Linked DNA regions of Homo sapiens: region 1 is linked to region 2. A link is a contact called in ENCODE Hi-C data. All regions are on one chromosome and are shown on one strand. Each heading gives the region's core, a stretch centred on a gene start or an enhancer-like site at or near the end of the contact. The rest is flanking DNA. Distances are from core to core; before and after follow the strand shown.

What was found. Hi-C counts contacts between places; a loop is a spot of excess contacts on that map. Pooled maps may share reads with other maps.
Region 1: a map of CD8-positive, alpha-beta T cell shows a loop between it and region 2 (17-fold over the local background). The contact joins the promoter of PHOSPHO2-KLHL23 here to the promoter of DCAF17 in region 2. A Hi-C loop is called at or near these places in 4 of 168 maps with a recorded cell type or tissue (CD4-positive, alpha-beta T cell, CD8-positive, alpha-beta T cell and naive thymus-derived CD4-positive, alpha-beta T cell) and 7 of 50 pooled maps.

What each region holds. Positions count from the first base shown.
Region 1 is chr2:169,692,147-169,697,702 of GRCh38, forward strand. It overlaps PHOSPHO2-KLHL23 (PHOSPHO2-KLHL23 readthrough), which reads left to right and starts at 2,323. Exons shown (of 5, transcript NR_144936.2): 1 at 2,323-2,476; 2 at 3,069-3,101; 3 at 5,215-5,385. It overlaps CFAP210 (cilia and flagella associated protein 210), which reads right to left and starts at 2,259. Exons shown (of 9, transcript NM_001085447.2): 1 at 2,115-2,259. The coding sequence starts at 2,181. PHOSPHO2 (phosphatase, orphan 2) reads left to right here and starts at 2,323. Exons shown (of 4, transcript NM_001008489.4): 1 at 2,323-2,476; 2 at 3,069-3,101; 3 at 5,215-5,385. RefSeq lists an enhancer at 2,042-2,221 and a silencer at 2,352-2,631.
Region 2 is chr2:171,431,246-171,436,419 of GRCh38, forward strand. DCAF17 (DDB1 and CUL4 associated factor 17) reads left to right here and starts at 2,981. Exons shown (of 14, transcript NM_025000.4): 1 at 2,981-3,458; 2 at 3,838-3,941. The coding sequence starts at 3,333. It overlaps METTL8 (methyltransferase 8, tRNA N3-cytidine), which reads right to left and starts at 2,745. Exons shown (of 10, transcript NM_001321154.2): 1 at 2,638-2,745. RefSeq lists enhancers at 1,979-2,148, 2,126-2,686, 2,359-2,428, 3,248-3,807 and a silencer at 2,739-3,648.

The DNA.
Region 1 (5,556 bases), core at 1,073-3,572, 1.7 Mb before region 2:
CAGGAGCTTTCCAAAGCCCCCTATGGACATATCACTTCCCAACTGATCCTTTTAAGATTTTCGGTCAGCTTGTTGTTTGCCTCCCAACTGTATCACTGCCTGCCTGTTTCATGCTGTTATAACAGAATACCTGAGACTCGGTAATTCATAAGGAATAGAAATTTATTGGCTTATGGTTCTGGAGGCTGAGAAAGCTAGTATCGAGGTGCCAGCATCTGGCAGGGGCCTTCTTGCCGCATCATAACATGATGGAAGGCATTACATGGCAAAAGGGCAAAGAGAGGGCAACAGGCGCACGCACACACACACACACACACACACACACACACACACACCACACAGAGACAGAGAGAGAGAGAGAGAAAGAAGAGGGCCAACTTTCCCACTTTTATAATGAACCCATTCCCCAGATAATGGCATTAATCCCTTTACTCTGCCCTCATGGCCTATCACCTCTCATTAGTCCCTACCTTCCAACATTTTTACATTGGGGATTAAGTTCCCACACATGCCTCTGATAGCTGTGATATTTAAAATTGCCACTGAACATTTGACAAACATACTTGGTGAGTTTGAAGTCAGACTAAATAACAATAAGCCTCATGAGTGAGATTTTCCAAGGAACTATCAAACATGTCGAATAATAACAGTTGTCTGGCTTTGGAGTGGGTCAAATTCTGTTTTGTCCCCTCTACCAGTTGCTAAGTCACTATTTTTCACTGTGATTACTGTGGTTATCTAGGCTGACACGGGGCTGGGAGAAAAGTATAGGACTATGGCAAGTTAAAATGCCAAAAACCTTGCTGTTGTTACAAAAATCCAGCTGTTTTTCTTTAGTAAACACTCTACAAATTGTTGCAAGCCTTTGGTTAATTTCCAGAGTTCTGAAAAAGTCGATATTGATGATTTTTGCCACTGTTCTTGTTGATTTTATGGAGGAGAGGATTTCAGGCATAGATCCTATTTCACCATTCTGGCTGATGTCATCCCACTAAATCTTTATAAATTATTTATTTTACTAATAGCTGCACACATCTCTGAACCTCTCTCCAACTTAGCCTTCCCCTAAAAATGGAGATTAAAATTTAGCAGTGAGGCTCAGGTGGAAGCTTTTGAGCTAGTTGCCACAAAACATTATTTAACAACTATTAGGTAAATCTAAACCAGGTAGTGCAGAAATGCATATGCAGGAAAGTGAATGTGTGGGACTAATTGTGCTTTTCCAAAACTGGCCATGTTGGTACTGTTTCTTTCCTTTTACATGGCAAAAGTCCGCTGCTAACCTCATAAAACCTCCACTGCATAAATATCCACTAGTGAAGAATGACTGGCTGTCACTCTGCATCTGGTGCAGGGGGCACTATTGCTACAGAAGCTCGGGCAATGACATGAAGATACTTCAAATTGCCAAAGTTCTAGTTGTCACCATGACAACATTAATTGCTAATTTACAGACGTAAGAAACTGTTGTAGCTAGAATTGATAGAGTTCTTTAGAAGTCTATTTCTATTCCAAAATCAAATTGTTATAACAGGTCACCTGAATTACAGTACTTTATGTCACACGATTTTTTTTTAACTCTCTAAAAGCATTTGACTTAGAGAGAGACCTTATATTTACTTTAGAGAGGAGGAAATGGAGATATTTCCTTCAGAGACTTTTAGTAAAGACCAATCAGCAGGTTTGCAGAAGAGCCAAGCCTCTAAAGAGGTGACTTATATTTCCAAGAGATATTCCAATTCAATCAGTGAATAACAAACTTTAAGCGTGCGGGAAATTTAACAAAACCCAGACTCTCAGAGCTGCAACTGCGCAGTTTTAGGTCAGCTGGGGCTGGGGGTGGGGGTCTCTGATTTCCTATCTTTTCTCCACCCCTATTTCTGTAAACATTCTCCCACCCACTTCCACTCCCCGTTTCCCTCCTTCACCCATTCACCTGAGGGCAAGACGGCCTAACTTCACACAGAGCCCAAAGATGCTTATTGAGGATGCTTTCGACCTGGTGGAGTCCATTTCAAAAGGCAACTGAAGCCCTCATTCGGCATCCTCGCCTCTCACTCCATGCCGGGGGTCCAGAAACAATCCCTGTCCCTGGATAGGTCAGTTTAGCTCACCTGTACTTTCCTTCGCCCGTCCACAGCGCCGTCCAAACCGTACCAGCATCTCTGACGAGGTGTCCATGATGCTCCTAGATCTGGAAAAGTGACTGTGGCGCCAAGCGCCGCGGACGCCAGCCGGTGGAGTTGTTACTCGTACCACGCGGTTGCTTGGCAACGCCGCCGGAAGTGACGCCAGCCGTAGCCGAGGAACAAGGGAGGTGCTGCAGTTGGCGGTCGGGCTAGAGAAGAGAGGCGCCTGCGCTTGCGAGCTGGGCTTGTGAGTGGGGCTGCCGAGAGGGCAGGCGTGGGGCGAGGCCAAAGGACTGAACCCGCAGGAGCGTCACGGGCGCCGGGGCGGCTGCCGACGGCGGGACTGGGTCAGTGAGAAGCCCGTGGGCCCCCGCCCTGCCTGCTACTCCCATCCCCACCTGCGCGCTCCCCATGGGGGACGACCCCCGATTGGGTCCGATGCCTACCCTCGGGGTGGAGCCGGCAGGTGTGTGAGCGCGCGAGGCCTAGGCGTGGTGTGTGCGTCCGCAGATCTCCTCGCGGGTGGAGTGTGAGGAGCAAAGCCCTCCCTTAACTATAAAAACCCGCGGATTCGCTGACATAAACGCTGTTTTTTTAATCCTTTGGTTTCTGAGGCATGGTCAGGACTAGATGGGGCCAAGTTTTTTAAAAATAGGAATGTTAAAACGTAATGATATGCTTAGAATATTTACGTTAGGACCTTTGAGATATTTTAAATTTCTTGGTAAATACATGACCACAGAAATCTGTTAGGAGTAGCTGCGCGTTTGGTTTCAAAAGATGCTTTTCTAACACATTGATGTACAGATAACTTCATTACTAACAAGTTGGCTCTGACGTGTACACATAATGCACCAAATTGGAGTCTCTCAAAATGAAAGAACAAAAAGATTTTTAATAACGAATGTTCTAACACATAGTCGTGCTATTTTTCTTTAGGTTTTCTATCAGATGTTCCACGTAATAATGCTGGTAAGTATGGAATAATTAAGAAAATATTTGAAGACAGAAATTAGTTTGTGCACATACAGCGCTGGTAGGTTTTTGGAACTATACCTTAAAAAGTGTCAAGAACTGGGGGCCAGGCGCGGTGGCTCACGCCTGTAATCCCAGCACTTTGGGAGGCCGAGGCGGGCGGATCACGAGGTCAGGAGATCGAGACCATCCTGGCTAACACGGTGAAACCCTGTCTCTAGCAAAAATACAAAAAAATTAGCCAGGCGTGGTGGCGGGCGCCTGTAGTTCCAGGTACTCTGGAGGCTGAGGCAGGAGAATGGCGTGAACCTGGGAGGCGGAGCTTGCAGTGAGCCGACCATCGTGCCACTGCACTCCAGCCTGGGCGACAGAGCGAGACTCCGTCTCAAAAAAAAAAAAAGTTTCAAGAACTGGGAAGGAACAGAGATTTTTACCCTGTTTGCAGGCTAACTTAGCCTGGCAGTTTCATGGAAGACACAAGACTATTCATTTCAGGAATGAATTACTCCCAGCAGTAGCCAGTAAATCAGCAATTTCGCCTGAGTTCCCTAAAGCCCCAGTTCCCACAGGATAATGCAAAGTGGGCAAGAAGTCACCTAGATGTAGTGTGTGTCGAATTACAGGAAAGGAGCCCTGAGCTTAGGGAACCCAGATCTTTATCATTTGGACAAATAAGCATGTTTCTCAAGGCTGTCCAGTGTACAAACATCCTTGAGACAATAGTCTAGAGGAAAGGGCAGTCAGTAAGACATGCAGAACCACCAGAGACGCAGGGAAAATTGTCTCCCAACAACAATTTTCTGGAATTTTAACAAAATTGGTTACAAAAGTATTGAATCTCATGATTTGATGTCAGTTACTTGCCAATTTGACATGGTGGTCAGATATAATTTGACTTCAGACTCGAGATTCCAGCTCCAACCTGTGGATTGTCACAACCAAGTCAATCTAGAGTTATTTGTCCTATACCCACCACTCTTTTATTTCTTTGTTGTGAATTTAATAAGGTAGCATATGCACTCTGATCTGAAACAGAGTTTAAATTATTCTGAGAAGAAAAAAATTTTATTACAAAATTGATGTAGAAAAAGTGTGAACTACGGTTGAACCAACCATAACCATCCCACTGCACATGTAAACATTTTCTAAAACAAAAACAGGATTATACTGTACACACTATTTTGTGACTTGCTTATTTAATTTGAACTGAATATCTTGGCTTTTACTGGCTGGATATTCTGTTATTTGCTATCACATGCATATCTTACTTAATTATTTCCCAATTCTTGGATGTCTGTGTAGTTTTTAATTTTCATTATTGTGTAAAGTATGCAGGATATTGTTACACTATGGAAACATTGCAGACATACCAAATAGACATAGATTGTGCTTTTGAAGAGAACAGTTAACTTTTTGGAATTTTAACAAATTGGTTTCAAAACAGATTCACATTCTTAAAACTAAATCTTTGTTCATATTCTTAATTTTTGGAGACATTTTAATTTCTAGTACAGCACTAAATGTCTATTGACAACAGAATGTGGAACTCCTCTATTATTAAACAAGTACAAAGAAAAAATGGACTCTGAAAATCTCAATCAGCTTAACACTGATTTTATCCACTGGACAAAAACTTATTTTCACATAACATTTCTTATTTTCGACACCAAGTCGATACCAAGTGGAAAGCAAAACTTTGTTCTCCTATTGCCAAAAGATGCTTTTCTGACATTAGAAAAACAACATAATTAGAAAATACAAAAAAAAAAATTTTTTTTTTTTTGACACGGAGTCTCGCTCTGTTGCCCAGGCTAGAGTGCAGTGGCGCGATCTCGGCTCACTGCAAGCTCCGCCTCCCAGGTTCATACCATTCTCCTGCCTCAGTCTCCCAAGTAGCTAGGACTACAGGTGCCCGCCACCACGCCCAGCTAATTTTTTGTATTTTTAGTAGAGATGGGGTTTCACTGTGTTAGCCAGGATGGTCTCCATTTCCTGACCTCGTGATCCCCCGCCTCGGCCTTCCAAAGTGCTGGGATTACAGGCGTGAGCCACTGCGCCCGGCCTGAAAATACAAATGTTAAAGCTTTTAAAATACTTTTATTAATTTTAGGAGTTAAGAAGTTTCCATTATTTTGCTCCAAACCAGAAGACTCTGTTCCCTGTATATAGAATAGGAGTAATATTTGAAAACAACTGGCTGATGTTTAAAACTGAAGATTGTCATGATTGTTTATCCTAATCCCAATGCTGAAGTAAGATTGTCTTGGAAATACTAAGTTGGGTAAGTATTTTTTAAAGGTTTATGTTGAGTGGTGAGAAAATACTAACAGAAAAAGATGGGAAAATTTTAAAAGTGCACTTTCAGATCAGCAGGGGAACTATGTTACCTCAGTCTCATGCTATTTTGAGGCTAATAATTCAGGAATTTCAGTAATTTGTGGCTAATTAAGTT
Region 2 (5,174 bases), core at 1,731-4,230:
TGTGCAGTAAGGGAAATAACCAATATGGAGTAGCTCAGACTAAGGGCCCACGAGCACACTGGAAGGATGGGGTGGAGCCTCCAGAAATTTGCACCTTAAGCCCAGGTATTCAACTGTAAAGGGGGCAACCAGCAACCTGCTTTCAGGACCCCTTTCTTTACTGGGAGCTTTCCTTTCACTAAATAAATTCTACTCCACTCACTCTCCGGGGTCCACACACCTAATTCTTACTGATTGTGAGACAAAAACTCAGACCTAGCTGAGCTAAGAGCAAAAATCCTGCATCAAGAGCTGTTTTGTTGCTCAATAAAACTCTTCTCTGTCCTCCTCACCCTCCGATTGTTAGTGTAATCTCATTCTTGGACACAGGACAAGAGCTCAGGATGCCACCAAACATGGGTAGGAAGAAGAGAGTAACACGGTAGCTCTCTGCCCCACCAGCAGCGCCTGGTAGCCACCCTATGCAACAAGAAGCAGGGCGGGGGGCCAGGCCAGCCCCAGGGCCATGGGCGGGAGTGGGGTAACAGGACTGATAGGGCTGTTAACATGCCCCTGTTCGTCAGGCTGCAGAGGGCAGATCTAAAAGAGCTGTTAGCATGCTGTAACACCCACCTCTGGGGCTTCTGGGTTGCCTGACCCATTTGGTTACCACCACCTTCCCCTAGTCTGGACTCCAGAGCCCACTGTGGGAGTCACTTGTGACATGCCTGGTCCAGCCGCAAGCGGTGCACGGAGCCAGCTCCTGTGCCGGCACTTGGAGCAACCAGCTGGATACCACACAACTCTGCACTCACCAGCTCAGACACCCTCTCCTGCCAGGGGCTGAGCCCACAGTCAGGTGGCCACAGGATCCACACCTGCGTGCAAGCCAGGAGTGGCCCAGTGGGCCAGTTGTGCAGGGCACCTCCTGTGGCAAGCCCAGCCCGAGCAAGGCCTGGGTAGGTCTCCAGCTGCGGAGGTCTCCAGTGGCAAAGCAACGTCAAAAAAAAAAAATCCTGTGTCACAAGTAAGGCAGAAATTAAGAGACTACTTAATAATGTGATAAAAAATGGTGAGGCCCTAAATTACTTAGGTGAAATGAAGATGAGATGGATAAGAGTCTAAAGGACTTGGTTGTGGGTGAGGAACAGCAAGGCATCCAGGATGACTCTCCCTTGGTGACGACTTGGTGGTGAAATAAAGGCCACAAGAAAGAAGACAAACAAGTGGGGGCAAAGAGGAAAGAGAAATGAGAGAGTTGATGAATTCAATTCAGAAATGATTTGAATTTCATTTAAGCCAAAGAAAACCCAGTTATCTTTTCTGGGTTCCAGTTTTCTCAGTGACAGCTGCATTCATGAATTACCAAATTAACTATTGTAGCACTCTCTAAAAATATACAAAGCACTCTACCGTATGCTGTAAATAAGTCATGAAAAATCAGCAAAAGCTCGAGCCCTGAAGGAAATTCAGCAGGGTTAAAAAGAGATATGGCCAATGTTTACTAAACACTTAAACTGTGACCCAACACACTCACCCAGTACTGTAAGTACTCACTTAATGTCATCAACAGATTTTTGGAAACTGACTGTAAGCAAAATGACATATAACAAAACCATTTTTACCATAGGCCAATTGATATAAACAAAAGTTAAGTTCCTATAACATATTTCTGGTCACAAAAACATCACCAAACTCCTAAATACAAACCAAAACACTTCTAATATTAAACATTGAAATAAATGGGAGCTATACATACATTTAAGGAAGATTAATAAAAACAAGTAAGATAGTTATTTACCTAATTATTCCAGTTCAGGGTCGAGGGTGGCTGAAGCCTATCCCCTCAGCTCAGGGTGCAAGGTGGGAACCAACCCTTGGACACGACGACATTCCATCGCAGGGAGCACTCACACTCACACTCAGACAGGAAACACAGACAAGGCCAATTCATCCAGCCTGCACTGAGATGTGGGAGGCAGTACCCTGGGGTACCTGGTGAAAACCCATGCAGACGTGGGGAGAAGGGGCAAGATCCACACAAACAGTAGCCCCGGTAGGAAATTATTATTTTTTCTCATCAAGTTATACAAAATGACACTGAACGAAAAAATGCGATTCAAGGACCTGCTGTACTGTACTTTTTGCTCTGCCAGTCAGGTGCGATCGCTGGCTTTCTTTGAGCACCTATGAACAAGAGGTAGCATGCCCAAGTCCACGTGGGAGATACAGCGGCCCCACCCTTAAGGGACTTAGAGCATGGCGGTGGGACACATGTGGTGCAAGCTTGCTGAAAGTTTAGTGTGCTGGGAACTTTGAACATACAGGCAGGGCTAGTTAACAAAGTATATCTTTTACTTAGAGACATCGACGAGGAATATCTTAGGCCGTCCAATAAGAATGTAAGCATTTCATATTTTATTCCCTATAAAGAAAAAAGAATGGAGGCGAGAGGAAATGAAATGAAGCAATTATCGCAAAACCAGTCAGTGTCCCCGCAGGCCACCCAAGGACAAGCCTCCGGGAAAGAGTAACTCAATCCCAGTTTGGAGGGTGAAACTAAGAGTGAATGGGAAGCCAGCATCTTCCTAATACAAAAGCACAGTTTACCGTCCCCCTCAGCCAACATGCGGCTGAAGGGAAAGCCGCGGGGCGTACCTTTAGCACGGGACGCTGCTTTGGGGGGATCGCCCTCGACACAGCGCCCCTCCCGGCACCTGGCCAGAACCTCCCAGGGCGAAGGTCGGGGCCGAGAAGCTTGTGAGTACCGGGGCAGTGAGGGAGGGATCCCTAAGTGCAGGGCGCACACACGGGGCGGAGACCTGGAGGCGGCAGCACCGCGCCCCCAGGGCTCTGCCCAGCTAGCCACTCGCAGCACAGAGAAGCGCGCCCGCAAGACAGCGCAGCCTCCGCGGGCCGGAGGAGGCGGGGCCGCGGCAGGCAGAGGCAGGGCCGGGCAAGCCCTCGCTCCCCGCCGCCTGACGGGAATTGTAGTTCCTGGGAGAAGCCGGGCTGCCTCACGAGGCACTAGGAACTACATTTCCCGGTGAGAGAGCGGCTCCGGCCGGCCGCGCGGTACCGGAGCGTCGCACTGTCAGCGGCCAGAGAGCCTGGGGCAGATCGAAAAGGGAGTGCTTCTTCCCTTCTCTCCGCGCTCTGGCGGTGCAAGCGGCTCTGCTTTCCCTCGCCCCGCCGTCGGGTGCTCCCTGCCCGCCTCCCCGTGTCAGCTTTCCCTGGGCCCCGCCGGGAAAGTCTGGGCCTCGAAATTCGAAGGCAGCGGCGGCTGCCCAGCACGGGAGTGTGGGGCGCGCCACTCGGCGGCCCAGCCTACCCAGGGCCCGGCCCGCGCCTCCATGGGCCCGACCCGGAAGCCCAACGTGTGCAGCCGGCTGAGTCGCCGGGCGCTGGGCTGCTTCTCGCGCGACGCAGGCGTGGTGCAGAGGACCAACCTGGGCATCCTGCGGGCGCTGGTGTGCCAGGTGACCGCCAGCCGGCCGGGGCGGGACGGAGGGCCGCGGGCGCGCGGCGGCCGAGCCTCCTGCGGGGATGCGGTTTTAACGCGCTGGGGCCTCCCTTTATAGGGTCACATGTGATGGGGAGGAGGATACAAGCCCGGAATCTGGGATAGGTGGTAATAGGGCCACCAGCTGCTTTTAGTTTTACGCTTCTTATGTCTTACCTGGAAACAATTATTCTAAAAGTTGGTCACCTCATTAAGCCAAAACATGAGGGCAGAGTGGAGGAAGGATGCAAAAAGTTTTAAAATAATATAGGTGACATTATGTTGCTTTGAAAATTTAAAATCTAACTTAAAGCCTAAGAGTTCTTTCCTGAACGGAAATTCTTTATGTCTTTTAGGAAAGTACTAAATTTAAGAATGTCTGGACAACTCATTCCAGGTCACCTATAGCCTATGAGAGAGGAAGAATATATTTTGACAATTATCGGCGCTGTGTCAGCAGGTAACTTTTTATTGATAATTTTGCTGTAATTCACCTCACTGTTGATCTTAACTATAATTTGTATAGAACCACATGCCTACATTAGTGCCTAGTGAAATAGAATGAAAAAAATGGGTCCGAAATAAGACTAGGCAGTAAAAAATGCATGTAATTTTAAAATCTTGTTAAATCTAAAGTTGCAGGTGTCATTTTTGTAAATACCAACTTAAAGCAAAACTACAGTGCAGGCAAAACCACAGATTGTTCAGAGTACTGTTTAGTGTTTAGTCTACTTATACCACAGTCAAGAAATCCAGTTGCCAATCAAATAATTAGATGCTGCTTTGGAGAATTGATGGATTGTGTTTTGGAAGTACTTGCCTTTTTTTTTTTTTTTTAGAGAAATTTTTTCAAACAAAAGCCTAGTATTTAGAGATCCAAAATGTTTAACAGTCAGCCTCATCCACAACTGTCCAACATGAGGGGGGAAGGAAAGCCACAATGCATCCCCATATACTCATTACCCAGATTCAAAAACTATCAAGATTTGCCACATTTGCTTTATCTAACCCACTTTTCCTTTTGCATGACCTCTTTTAAAGCATATTCTAAACATACATCAGTTTGCATTTTTAAAAAAATGAGCTTTTTTTATAGGCTTTATTAGGATATAATTCACATACCATATATTTACCCATTTAAAGTGTACAGTTCAATAATATTTAATGCATTCACAGATACATGTAATCACTACCACAGTTAATTTTAGAGCATTTTCATCACTTCAAAACAGAACCATGTACCTTTAAGCAGTCACCTCAGTACCACCATTACCCTCAGCCCTAAGCAACCACTAGTCTGTTTTCTGTCTGTAGATTCACCTATTCTGTACTTTTCATATAAATGGAATCATATAATATATGGTCTTTTGTAACTGGCTTTTTCACTTTGCGTGTTTTCAAGGTTCATCCATGTTGTCACATGCATCAGAATTCCTTTATAAAGTTGAATAATATTGCATTGTATCAATTACCACATTTTACGTATCCGTTTATCAGTTGTTAGACATTGGTGTTTCTACCTTTTAGCTATTATAAATAATGCTGCTATAAACATTTCCATGTAAGTTTTTATGTGGGCATTTATTTTCACTTCTCCTAGATTATACCTAGGAATGGAATTGGTAGGTCATAAGATTATACTGTAACTGCGTTTAATAGTTAGAAGAACTGCCATACACTTTTCTAAAGTGGT